3 separate regions of the Homo sapiens genome follow, and regions 1 and 3 are each linked to region 2. A link is a contact called in ENCODE Hi-C or POLR2A ChIA-PET data. All regions are on one chromosome and are shown on one strand. Each heading gives the region's core, a stretch centred on a gene start or an enhancer-like site at or near the end of the contact. The rest is flanking DNA. Distances are from core to core; before and after follow the strand shown. Region 1 has its middle 6.2 kb from the start of MIR101-1. Region 2 holds the start of GADD45A (growth arrest and DNA damage inducible alpha). Region 3 has its middle 55 kb from the start of DNAJC6-AS1.

Evidence for each region. A loop is a pair of places that touch in the nucleus more often than their neighbours do. ChIA-PET counts read pairs that join two places held with the same protein, here RNA polymerase II (POLR2A). Pooled maps may share reads with other maps.
Region 1: a map of CD8-positive, alpha-beta T cell shows a loop between it and region 2 (6-fold over the local background). The contact joins the enhancer-like site here to the promoter of GADD45A in region 2. A Hi-C loop is called at or near these places in 6 of 168 maps with a recorded cell type or tissue (CD4-positive, alpha-beta T cell, CD8-positive, alpha-beta T cell, OCI-LY7 and 1 more) and 11 of 50 pooled maps.
Region 3: a map of naive thymus-derived CD4-positive, alpha-beta T cell shows a loop between it and region 2 (12-fold over the local background). The contact joins the enhancer-like site here to the promoter of GADD45A in region 2. A Hi-C loop is called at or near these places in 2 of 168 maps with a recorded cell type or tissue (both naive thymus-derived CD4-positive, alpha-beta T cell) and 5 of 50 pooled maps. POLR2A ChIA-PET finds 5 or more read pairs at or near these places in 1 of 52 experiments (CD8-positive, alpha-beta T cell).

The regions. Positions count from the first base shown.
Region 1 is chr1:65,062,566-65,066,918 of GRCh38, forward strand. It overlaps a transcript of JAK1 not described here. Among named protein-coding and RNA genes, the nearest start is that of MIR101-1, 6.2 kb to the left of the region's middle. RefSeq lists a silencer at 4,310-4,353. Within about 2 kb of position 2,153, at least 3 of the 41 ENCODE cell types and tissues checked have a DNase peak (open chromatin) inside an H3K27ac peak, as active enhancers do; they include CD8-positive, alpha-beta T cell, where a contact is called at or near this core.
Region 2 is chr1:67,682,422-67,686,872 of GRCh38, forward strand. GADD45A (growth arrest and DNA damage inducible alpha) reads left to right here and starts at 2,780. Exons shown (of 4, transcript NM_001924.4): 1 at 2,780-3,117; 2 at 3,604-3,705; 3 at 3,929-4,166. The coding sequence starts at 3,074. RefSeq lists a cis regulatory region at 189-681, silencers at 2,444-2,623, 2,634-2,693, 2,884-3,043, 3,514-3,643, 3,714-3,853 and enhancers at 3,751-4,451, 3,954-4,003, 4,034-4,451, 4,209-4,451.
Region 3 is chr1:65,252,515-65,256,468 of GRCh38, forward strand. No RefSeq gene overlaps it. Among named protein-coding and RNA genes, the nearest start is that of DNAJC6-AS1, 55 kb to the right of the region's middle. RefSeq lists silencers at 1,576-2,075, 2,166-2,235. Within about 2 kb of position 1,862, at least 14 of the 41 ENCODE cell types and tissues checked have a DNase peak (open chromatin) inside an H3K27ac peak, as active enhancers do.

The DNA of each region.
Region 1 (4,353 bases), core at 903-3,402, 2.6 Mb before region 2:
CACTTCCCTGCAGGTTCCACCCTTCTCGAAGCTTCTATTCCTACATCTGTAAAATGAACACATTTCTACTAACTAGTAACACATGCCACAGTGGCACTGCACTCATTAAGTGCTGTGTTGTATACTGCAATTTAATTTGGTGCTGTTTATATCTTATTTCCTCAAGTCAACAGGACTCTTTCTAAAAAAGTCAGAAACTGTTTTACTCATGTCCCTTCACAACACTTAGTGGTCATTTCCACAAAATGCTAGCTCAACAGATACTTGATTGATTGATTAATTGATGAACCTCTCCATTTCTCAGGGAGCCTCTAAACAGTTATCAACAAGAGTATGTTTAATTCCAGTCTCTGTCTATATGGTCTTAGGTGAGGTGTTTGGCAGTTTGTCATCTATAAAATAAAGGGATAGCACCGAATAGCTCCTAAGTTCCTTCCAGTGCAATTTCTGAATCTCATTAGACAAAACAAAACCCAAAGACAGCACTACCTCTATTCACGTTAGCATTGTACTTTTTTTGGAGGAAAGGAGTCAGCAGCCTTGTGGGCCCAAATGCCACGAGTGGAGCCGTGATTTGGTGGGGAGGGGGACAGAAAGTAGATGAAGCAAAGAAAAAATAAATGGAAGTGAGTGACAGATGAGTAGAATCACTAAAATGCCACCAGGTGTCACAATTGTTACTTTGCCACACATTGTTTTCCGGTACCTTTTGCTATGTTCAGGATCCTTTTACAAAAGCAGCAATAGCCGGGTATGTGGGTATCCCAATTTTCCCATGACACCCCTGCTAGCCGTTCTAGAACCCTGGACTTTTACACTAATCTCCCTAATATAACAGTAATAATGTAATACTTGGGGTCCCCAATCATCACATGGAACACAGCAGTGGAAAATAGAAACACAAACATGAAATAACAATATTTCATACAGTCACCACTTTTGAAATTAATCCATGGGGCTAGGCACAGTGGCTCATGCCTGTAATCCCAGCAGTTTGGGAGGCCAAGGCGGATGGATCACCCGAGCTTAGGAGTTCAAGACCAGCCTGGCCAACGTGGGGAAACCCCATCTCTACTAAAAATACAAAAAATCTGCCGGGCGTGGTGGCACACACCTGTAGTCCCAGCTACTCTGGAGGCTGAGACAAGAGGATCGCTTGAACCTGGGAGGTGGAGGTTGCAGTGAGCCAAGATCGCGTCACTGCACTCCAGCCTGGAAGACAGAGAGAGACTCTATCTCAAAAAAAAAAAAAAAAAAAGAAAGAAAAAAAGAAAAGAAATTAATTCATAGATGAAAAGGAGTAATGCAGGCCTGAGCTGTCCAATGAAGTATATAATGCAAGCTACACATGTAATTTTTAATTCTCTAGTAGCCACACTAATAAACAGGTGGAATTAATAGCATATTCATTTAACCCAATATATCTAAAATATTATCATCTGAACATGGAATCAACATAAAATTAATGGGCTATTCTACTTTTTTTGCATTCTTTGAAATCTGAAGATTACTTTGCACTTACATATCCCAATTCTAAATTTTCATCAAAATACTTAATTTGCGTTTGGATTTCAAAACACTTAGTTTCAAAAGTAGATGCGTAAGCTCAAGTATGTTTCCAAATATAAATAAGCTTTCCAATAACTAAATCAAGTTATCAAAGTCTAAAATTAAATAAAATTTAAAATTGAGCTCTTCCTCACCCTAGCCATATTTCAGGTGGTTAATAGCCACGTGGCTAGTGGCTACCATATTAGGGCAGGTATCCTGTCTCTGTCACCTGGATTCTTTTAAACCCGAACCAGAGTAAAAGATGTTACCCCATCAACCAGAAAGTCATCTTACAGCACCCACCAAGTGCTCAAATTATACCAAGTATTTTCTGCTCCACTTCCAATCTTTAAGTTGTCAACACTTCAGTGATTATCGTTTATTAGGTAGCCCTTCCAAAAGACTGAGTATTTTAGCTCAGAGAGGAAAGCATATCTCAATTCAGGGACTGAATGGAGACACTGAGTGAGATTCAAAGACAAGAAGTTAATTTCCAAGGTAGAGGTGGAAAATCCTGACATCCTTACTTCTTTGTCCAGGGTATCAGTCACCTACAAAAGTTACAATTATTGTTTATCACAATTATTGTTTATGAGCCTCTCAACTTACATACTCACAGCAGCTGTCACTGCATCCTCAGGTTCTCTGTCTTCAAGTGCCCTCCTAGCTTCCTGAAACAACCTTCTCTATCTAGAGCAGATTCTGCAGAGAGGCCCCTCTTTAATTCATATTCTGAAACGTGCTTGTTATTGTTGACGTACAAAAACTTATGAATAATTCAATAAATGAATCTTGAACCATCCTATTTATCATTCAGTGGTCTAGGTACCCAACTCTAGAGGAAAGCTTTTCTGAAATACACGGTAAGTATCCCCCAACCCTCCCTCAAAGGAACCAATTATGAACACTATACAGTCTTCTCTCCCTTCTCACTCCCCATGTCAAAGTTCATTGTGTTCCTCCTGCAGCTGATTTAAAAGTTGATCTTTTCAAGGAGCTGGATTCCTAAGGTAGTTCTATTTTGAGCCTTCTTCCTGTTCTGAAGCTAAAGTTGGAAGGGCTTAGGTGGTGATGTCATGGAAGGGAGACTGTTGGTTTTTATAGGAGGGTCTTCTCTGGCAACTCTGGGGATGCTCAAATGGGGAAAACTCAGAGTGTTACTTTTGATCTTTTCCCCCCTCCTTCCCTTTATAGAATATCAGCTATTCCTTAGCCAGCAAGAAAACAAGTTCAAATAAGCCTGCAAACAGATTTACATATTTTACATGCTAAACATCTAATAAATGAAAAGACTGAGAAAAAGAAAAATGCCTCACTGTAAGGAACAGAGGGTGACAACCTCTTTCTCCACCCCTCTCCCCAAATATCTATCACAGAACAAGGGGCAAAGAGGAGGGGAGGGTCGACTGGTAAGCAGAATAAAGGGATTATAAAGCTAGGAGGCTTTTAGAGGGAAACGCTGTTGGAATATTCAGGACAGGAGACCCTTGGGTCCCTGCTCTTCCTCTGTGTTTTCCTCCCTTTTGGAATGGTTAGACTTGGGCTGGGTGTGTCTTCTGCTTGGGAGGCGTTTTTTTTGGCGCTGGAAAAGCAAAAGGGGCCAGGGTGGGGCCTGGGGAAAGAAAGCCAGAGACAGGCTGCTTAGGCCTGGCTCTGGGTTAAGCTTAAGGGGAAAATAAAGGGGGCTACGGAGGGACAGCAGATTCCATTAGAAGACCCAGAGGGGAATAAAAAACAGCGCACTGGCCAAAGGGGGTCACTTCTCTCTCTCCCTCAACCTAGGCCCAGGAGCTATTTGCTGGTTGGTGGGGGACAGGTCCAGAGGGAAGAGAAAATCCCAAAACATCTGCAGATCACAACTTGCCGGGGGAAAGGGGGGCTGGGGACAGACATGCCAAATTAAATCAGCAGGTGAAAGCAGCAATTTTTGGCCAATGCTGGGATTGCGGAGAGGACTAACTAAGAACCCTGGAGAGCAGGGGATTCCCTGGTTTCTCAGCTCACCTCTCCTTCAAAGCAGGGATAAGCACAGGTGTGGTCTTTCTCCAGGAAGGTGGCAGCTGGCGTGCGGGTAGCAGAGTGAGGGAAAGAATTCCTCGCACAGGAAGGCAGGGAGAAGCCCTGGGGTCAGCTGCGGCCAGGAGCCGGCGTCTCCGCCAAGTCCCCTCCCCCTTCCTGAAAACCGACCTGGACCAGCACAAATTACAGCAAAGCACCCCTCTCCCCAATAATGTTTCTAATAAAAGAAACAGACTCTCATGCCTATATTAAAAAACCACGAGCTCTAGCTGATGGAAATAAACAGGTGAGCCCGGGGAGAAGCGGGAAAACACTGGGAATGGGAGAATGAAGGGGGAGAAGGCGTTCCCGAACGTGCAGAGAAACCGAGGCTTCCCCGCCCTCCCTCCACCCTCCTCCCCTCCGGCCGGGGAGAATCTGCGTGGCAGGGTGCAAGCTAAAAATGCCACTGACGGACCCCTCTTCCCGCCCCGTGCCCGTTCTCCCTCCTACCCCAGACTCCAGCGTCCCGGCCTCGTGGTAGCGCCCGGTCCCCGGCGCCGCGCGGGGCTCGCCCTCTCTCCGGACCGCCGCCGCCGCGGGGACTCCGGTCTTCCTCTCTTCTCCCTCCCTCCTCCTCCTCCTCCGGCACCGCCGCCTCCTCCTCTTAGACTCCTCCCGCCGGATCCTTCATGTAAACAACATCCAGGCTCTATTTACAGTCGCCGCCGGACGGCAAGGGACCCACGCCAGCACCCTGGACGCGGGCGGGGGCGGGGGAAAAGCGAGTGCGCAACATTTACA
Region 2 (4,451 bases), core at 1,530-4,029:
TGTGTACTTGGCAGTTGTCAGAGTTACCTGTAGTGGTTTTTAAAATGACATCACATATTGGAGTTATCACACTGATTATAAAGAAATATATATATATATATAATATTGATATAGGAAAATTTCTCTGATTTACCATTGACTATCAATGTCCTCCAGGACTAATAAACAGTTAATGATAAATCAACTATGTCCATTCTAATGTGTAACTACAATCTAACTGTGTAGCTAAATGCAGTTTTTACTTCCAGTCATGAGGCCCAACTTTGAAGATAATCACTGAGAAAACATTCTAGGTATACTCAGCAATCAGGCAAAATGATGTAACGTATCTGAGTCAGAAAGTATGACAAATGAATATTTTTGCATACTGGAAGCCCAAGCTTATCTCAGAGAAAATCCCCAAAATACTTGGGCAAATAACTTTCTGATGAAGTCAAATATAGCATGCAGTATAATTTTTGAGTGGAGGACTAAGCCTATAATAAGAAGTAACCATTTGATATCACATTTTTACTGGATATAGTCGACTTGGGTGGGGCACTTTAGGACTGTGGTTCATTTGAATTGGTGTAAACAATACACCGGTTCTACTGTCCTACAGCCTCCATTCAGATGACTGAAGTCATGGGACTTTCAGCATAGCTAGCTGATGACAGTGCATACTATTTTGTCCCAAAATCCAGTTCAAGCATGGACATACCAATAAGAGCCTAAGCTCTTTAAAGGCAAAGGACCAGGAATTGTACAGTTCTTGGTATAGAAGAAGACAGGCAAAAGTGTTTTTGAACTAACGTTAAATGTGCAATATGTTAGAATTCATGCAATGCACAGGACTGCAGGATTCTGATATCTTATTTAACTCTCAAATTCTATTCAACTCAATAAACCTTGACTGTGCTTCTACTAAATGCAGGTATTGTACTAGGAGCTGAGGACACCAAACTGATGAAGTCCTTGCTGTCAAGAAACTCACATGATTCCCTAATTCTTTGTCAGCTTGCTGTGATCACATTTTCTTCCCAAGAACCTCTAAGAAATGCCTAGTGGATAGAACCTTGGAGTTCCACGGAACATATTAACAATCGCCAAATGATGACTCAGGCTAGATTGTGTAATTCAGGTTTTGTCTGCAAAACTGAAAATGCTTCGGTAACCTACCTAAATTTCAATGTTGAGGAATTCTTTAAGAAAGACATCAAATGTTAAGATTTAAGGCATAGATATGAGATACATAGTCATGCTTAGGTGAATTATGCACTGACCATGACCATTTCTTTACTCAAATGTTGTCCATGGCTGACAACACAGTGAAAAAATGAGTGCAAAATGACAACTCAAATAAATGAACCAGAAAACCTATCACTTTTCTTTTCCACCAAATTAAGATCAAGAGAGCTGGAGAATATTTTGTCTAGAGTGATAAAAACATAAGGGTGCAAAACTTCCAGGTACCTTTGCAGAAATTACTTCTGTGACCTTTGGCTGTACAGCAACCTTAATAATGCAAGCACTGTTTTGAATGCAAGCATGTGGGAGCCATTTTCACCACTTTTGATGACTTCAGTAGGTTTAAGAAATGTTTTTGCTTTTATTGCATAAACCATAAAACAAAGGAAGGGACTTTTGAACTACTCAGTGAGAGTCTATATATTAAAGTTTGTTTTTCAAAAATGTGTAACTACCATTTGCAGTTTTAAAGGTCTGCTTTCCACCTACAAGTTGCCATTATCTCAAAGGTGAAATTTTAGCATATGACTAAAAACTTCCTATAGTTACAGCTTCATGATTCAGCATCTAACATCAATAATTCACAGTGAGATCATAGGAGGCTCTCTGTGGAAGGTAACGACATACATACGTTAGGAAAGGAAGCTTAGGGCATATCGAGAGCATTTTGAATTTAGACTTGTGGGCTGTGTGGGTGTCAGATGGTTGTCTCTCAGCTGGTGGGCGTCCAGAAGGATCCTTGTTTGGGCAAGGCTCTTTGAGAAAGGAGAATCTGGGTTGCCAGGGATTCCCACATGTGGTCACCAGCTCCCCACGCAGACCAGCTCACGATTTCCCAGTTACACCGGGCAGGTGGGAAACCGTTCTGCTTTCTGTGGAAAAGATTCTAACTTGGTTCCCTGCCATCCCTGAATACAAACGGGTTGGTTTTTCTTTTTTCAGCTTCCAACCCTTGCAGCTTTCCAAAAATAAATCAAACCAGCCATCAGGGCACCGAAATAATACTACTGCTAATAAGCAGCTTCGCCTAGACTTAGATAAACAACACTTCTGAGGTAAACTTTGCCCCGGAGGTCTGGAGACACTTTTTTAATGTAACCTGCTTACTAATAATTACTAGACTTCAGTGCATTAACCCTGGAAATAGATTTTAATAGCCACCCCTTAAAACAAAAGACATGAAAAGATAATAAGAAAAAAGTGCCGCAACTATTATAGAAAAACACTTGGCAGCCTGCTTCAGCCCAAGCTGAGGCCACCTCTAGCCTCTGCTAAAGCCCCCCACTCCCAATGGTCCCCGCCAACCGGATAAGAGTGCGCGCGGGACCCGCCTTCCCCTCTCGGCACCGCCCCCGCCCCCGCCCCCTCGGCTCGCCTCCCGCGTGGCTCCTCCCTTTTCCGCTCCTCTCAACCTGACTCCAGGAGCTGGGGTCAAATTGCTGGAGCAGGCTGATTTGCATAGCCCAATGGCCAAGCTGCATGCAAATGAGGCGGAAGGTGGTTGGCTGAGGGTTGGCAGGATAACCCCGGAGAGCGGGGCCCTTTGTCCTCCAGTGGCTGGTAGGCAGTGGCTGGGAGGCAGCGGCCCAATTAGTGTCGTGCGGCCCGTGGCGAGGCGAGGTCCGGGGAGCGAGCGAGCAAGCAAGGCGGGAGGGGTGGCCGGAGCTGCGGCGGCTGGCACAGGAGGAGGAGCCCGGGCGGGCGAGGGGCGGCCGGAGAGCGCCAGGGCCTGAGCTGCCGGAGCGGCGCCTGTGAGTGAGTGCAGAAAGCAGGCGCCCGCGCGCTAGCCGTGGCAGGAGCAGCCCGCACGCCGCGCTCTCTCCCTGGGCGACCTGCAGTTTGCAATATGACTTTGGAGGAATTCTCGGCTGGAGAGCAGAAGACCGAAAGGTGAGTCGGCCTGCGGACTCTTCCGGCCCGAACTTCTCTTACCTACCCCGCGCTCCCCGGTGCAGCCGGGCTGTGGAAGGCTTGCAGGGGAGGAAGCTAAAAAGTTTGCACAGGGCAACTCCCGCCCTTGCTCCCTCGGGACTCTCCGTGGAGCTCCCACGGACTGAAAGAGCGTGCCCCCCAACCCGAACGAGCCCCGCCGGGGCCTTTGCAAAGGGCAGCAGTGGCCGTCGCTGCCCGTGCGGCTCCCGTGGCTGGCAGCCTGTGGCAGGGGCACTCTCGGGACTTCTCACGGGACGCCCGGTCCTTGGGCGTGCAGGGGTCATGGGGGGTGACGGGGCCGCGGGAGCGCCGGGTTTTCGTAGAGCCCAGGTGCGCGGTGGTGCTTGCATTCGAGAGGGAGGGGCGTGGTACCGGACGAGGGGGGCGGCGATGGCCCCGAGGGCACCGGGGCTGACGGGACCCCTCGCCCTTGCCCGCGTGTAGGATGGATAAGGTGGGGGATGCCCTGGAGGAAGTGCTCAGCAAAGCCCTGAGTCAGCGCACGATCACTGTCGGGGTGTACGAAGCGGCCAAGCTGCTCAACGTGTAAGTGGGGCCCTTGCGCGTCCCCCATGGCACCCCTTCCCGCCCCAGCCCGGGAGGTCGCCTTGGCTGGGCGCCCCTCGCCCGGCCGCGCCACTTCCTGTCGCTTTTCTGCCTGTCTCGGAAGGGAGGGGGCGAGCGGGCCGGGCGGCGACCCCCAGGGACCCGGGCAGTGGTTGAGGGCGCCCGCGCTTCTGCGCTCACTGGCCCCGCCCGCTGCCCCCAGCGACCCCGATAACGTGGTGTTGTGCCTGCTGGCGGCGGACGAGGACGACGACAGAGATGTGGCTCTGCAGATCCACTTCACCCTGATCCAGGCGTTTTGCTGCGAGAACGACATCAACATCCTGCGCGTCAGCAACCCGGGCCGGCTGGCGGAGCTCCTGCTCTTGGAGACCGACGCTGGCCCCGCGGCGAGCGAGGGCGCCGAGCAGCCCCCGGACCTGCACTGCGTGCTGGTGACGGTAAGGGACTGGGGGACTGCAGCCTGCAGGGTAGAGCCCCGGAAGGACGGGAGTCAGGGCTGGGTTGCCTGATTGTGGATCTGTGGTAGGTGGGGGTCAGGAGGGTGGCTGCCTTTGTCCGACTAGAGTGTGGCTGGACTTTCAGCCGAGATGTGCTAGTTTCATCACCAGGATTTTCTGTGGTACAGAACATGTCTAAGCATGCTGGGGACTGCCAGCAGCGGAAGAGATCCCTGTGAGTCAGCAGTCAGCCCAGCTACTCCCTACCTACATCTGCACTGCCTC
Region 3 (3,954 bases), core at 612-3,111, 2.4 Mb before region 2:
ATTAACTCAGTAATGTGCTTTAGAGCCTTAAAAAACAAAAACAAAAAACTACAAAACAGTGTCCAGTCTAGAGTCAGGTGGTATTGTATTTAGCTGCAATGTCTCTTCTGTCACCTTTTTTTTTTTTTTTTTTTGAGATGGAGTCTTGGTCTGTCTCCCAGGCTGGAGTGCAATGGCGCAATCTTGGCTCACTGTAACCTCCGCCTCCCAGGTCCAAGTGATTCTCCTGCCTCAGCCTCCCGAGTAGCTGGGATTACAGGTGCACGCCACCATGCCCAGCTAATTTTTGTATTTTTAGTAGAGACGGGGTTTCGCCATGTTGGGTCTGGAACTCCTGACCTCAGGTGATTCATCTGCCTCGGCCTTCCAAAGTGCTGGGATTACAGGTGTGAGCCACTGCATCCAGCCCAGTCACCTTGAATCTAGAATATCTCCATAGCTTTTCTTCTTATTTTATGACATTGATACTTTTGAAGAATACAGCACTTCCCTGCTCCTTTTAATAGTGGATTCCTCATTTTGGGTTTATCTGATGTTTCCCCATGATTAGCTTCATGCTGTGCATGTTTGGCCAGAATACTCCATAGATGATGTGTCTTTCTCAGCATATCACATCTGCAGGCATTCGATTTTCACCTGTCTCCACTGGTGATTTTTTTTTTTTTTTTTTTTTTTTTTTTTTTAGATAACGTGACTCTGTCAGCCAGGCTGGAGTGCAGTGGCACCTTCTCGGCTCACTGCGGCCTCTAACTCGCTGGGCACAGGTGATTCTCCCACCTCAGCCTCCTGAGTAGCTGGGACTGAAGGTGTGTGCCACCATGCCTGGCTAATTTGTGTCTGTGTGTGTGTGTGTGTGTGTGTGTGTGTGTGTATGCATTTTTGGTAGAGACGGGTTTTTGCTTTGTTGTGCAGGCTGCTCTTGAACTCCTGGGCTCAAGTGATCCGACTGCCTCAGCCGCCTGAAGTGCTGGGACTACAGGCGTGAGACACCGTGTCCGATCTCCACTGGTGATTTTAATTTTGGTCACCGATAGAAGCTCTTGTCTGATATTATTTGGGCCTACAAAAATGGCAATTTCATAATTTGACCTAACATAAAACCTTTTTACTGAGGTTTTAGATATCTAACCTGTACTCTCTGACGCTCGGTTTCCCTATCTGTTGAGTTTGGAGATTGTTTCTGCCCCACGAGTATTACTGGAGGGGTTAAATAAGATGATGTATGTAAAATCTGCCACATAAAAAGCATTCTATAAATATTAGCTATTATTATTGCAGCCAGGTCGTGTTCAAGGGCATTGGTTTTGATCTTCCTCTCAGTCTCTCCCAATTCCAAGCAAAATCTCAACAGAGACCAGTGATGGCATGGGGATGGGGTGAGGGAGCCTCACTTCTGCCATCTCAGTTTCCTCATCTGGAAAATGGGAAACGCCTCCCACACCACGGGGTTGCAATGAGGTTTCATGAAATGTGTGTAAAAGTAACTGGACATAGAACAAGTTCTTAAAAAATCATGTGGGTGACTAGTAATCTCTTGTATTAGGAAAACAGGAATATCTGTCAGAACTAAAACCACGTTCTAACGTGATGTTTCATTTTGAGGCGGTAGCACGGTGTGAGTAAACATCGTCAGAGTCTAGGGCTCTGGAATTTCTTTAGCGCTGTGTGATTGTGGGCAGATGCCTTACCCTCTCGGAGTGTGGAGTGTATGGTTTGTAACAGGGAGATAAAACGGGTGAGAGCCCCCTAGGACTCCTGTGTTAATAAAGGGTGCTAACGGTGCCCCCCGAGTGAGCGGCGCGGGCCCGCGCGCACCCGCACGCCTCGGGCGCCAGGCGCCGCCGTGTGGGCGGAGCCGGGCAGCCTCCCCTGTCGGCGCCAGCCACGGCTCCCGGCCCCAAGCTCCGCCCCCGGCGCGCATCTCCCAGCAGCGGCCCGGCACCTGGCAGACGCGCGGCGGCGGCGGCGAGCGGTGGCGCTCGGCTCGGGCGACCGCGGCGGGGGAGGGCGCGGCGCACCGATGGGCGCCACTGAGAAGGGAGGCCAGAAGAGCCGGAAGCTGTTTTCCTTGCGGCGGCCGTGGAAGGCGACCCGGCGGCTGTGGAGGCCACGCTCAGCTCGCCAGGCGGCGCAGGGTGAGTGTGGGCGCGGCCGGTCGGGACCTGTTACCCTGAGGCAGGGGCGCAGCGGCGGCGGGGCCGTCCCCGGCGGTCTCTCGGGTCGCGTTCCCGGCCCTGGGAGCCTGGATGCCTAGGCGACGCCCGAACCCGACCCTCGGTCGCGGGTACCGGGACCGCTGGGGAAGCGCAGGGGCTGATGTCGGCACAGTCTCCTTTCCTCTAGCCCCTGCTCGTTGCTTTGGCTCTGGACACAGGGAAGCCACGGTGGCGCGGCGACACAGCCTCACTGAGGTTAGCTTGTCCCCGGCCCCCAGCACCTGGCCTGGCGCCTGCAATGCAGTGCCTACTGGGGGAATGAATCAGAACCCGAGGCTCCCTTCAAGGTCCTCCCGCCCTGTACCCACCTCCTCTCTACCTGCCTGCGGTGATTTCGAAGCTCTCGCCACGATAAACTATTTCCAAGCACACTCAGTCCTGTCCTCGCCAGGGCCTCAACTCACAGCCAATCACTGACTCACTCCATTCATTCATTCCACAATTTTTATCGAGCCCCTCCATCTGCCTTGGCCGGAGAACACGATGGGCAAAGCCCGGATCTTGGAACTACTTCTAGAGAGGAAGACAGACATTACACACGCAAAACAGAGAAAGCCCGGTACACATTGCTATGTGCGCTTAGAGGGAATCAGTCTGCTGACAGAGGAAAAAAGGCAGGTCCCCGAGCTTCCATGGCAGGCGGACTGGGAAGGCCTCTCCGAGGCATTGCAAGTCAGCGGAGACCCGAGGACTGACTAGGAGTTACTCTAGCGTGAAGCCGAGTAATAGAGAATAGCAAGTGGAAAGGTTCCCAGAGTGCCTGAATTGAGCAAGGGGAAAGAGAGGGATGCAGGGCCTGGATCGAGGTCTGGGCAGAACATGAAGAGGAGTTCGGATTTTATTCTACGTGAGCTGGGAAAACACTGAAGTGTGCTAAGCAGGGAAGTGACCTGATCTGGGGGCTCCCGGCTTTTCTCTGTCTGCAGTGTCCATGCTCGCATCTCAGCCTGCCGGATTCCTACCCTCCTGCCAAGACTAGCACAAATGCAGTCTCCTCGCTGAAATCTCTGTGGTTCCTGCCACCTGTAACCCCTCCTTTAGCATTTCGTCACCTGTAGAGCGTTTGTCACTGTTCATCTGGTATTAAAGATTCCACATTCTCATCCATTTCATCTTTGCATCCCCCACGAGGCTAAGTGCAGGGCTTGGTACTGTGTAGATACTGCTTATGAATGTGTCTTGTCTTGTCCTTTTTGTCTGTTTCCATCATCTGAGGATCCTTCCTCTGGGGGGTTGACATGCCTTATTTCTAAAATGGCCGACCGGATGCAGGGCAGAGCCAGATTGCACCAGGACCCTGCCATCGATATAGTCCCCCTCACCCACCCCCGGTGTTTTGAGGATTAAATAAATTAATGAATTAAACGAGTTAGTAGTTATAAAGTGTTAGCACCTATTAAGCATTATAAAAATAAATTTGAAAATGACCAGCAATAATTATCTTTCAAATATTTATTTATTGCATTGGAAACAAGCTTTTCTATTGGTGGTTGTTAGGGAGACTCTGCAGCTTGTCATTGTCATCTTGCCGGCTTTTAAGTATGTGTTCCTACTTTTTAAAAGTCAGTGCACCAACAAAATTCTTTCCATACTGTCATCAAGAACTATTGCTGAGGCCGGGCGCAGTGGCTCACCCCTGTAATCCCAGCACTTTGGGAGGCCAGGCGGACGGATCACTTAAGGTCAGGAGTTCGAGCCCAGCCTGGCCAAGGTGGTGAAACCCCGTCTCTACTAAAAA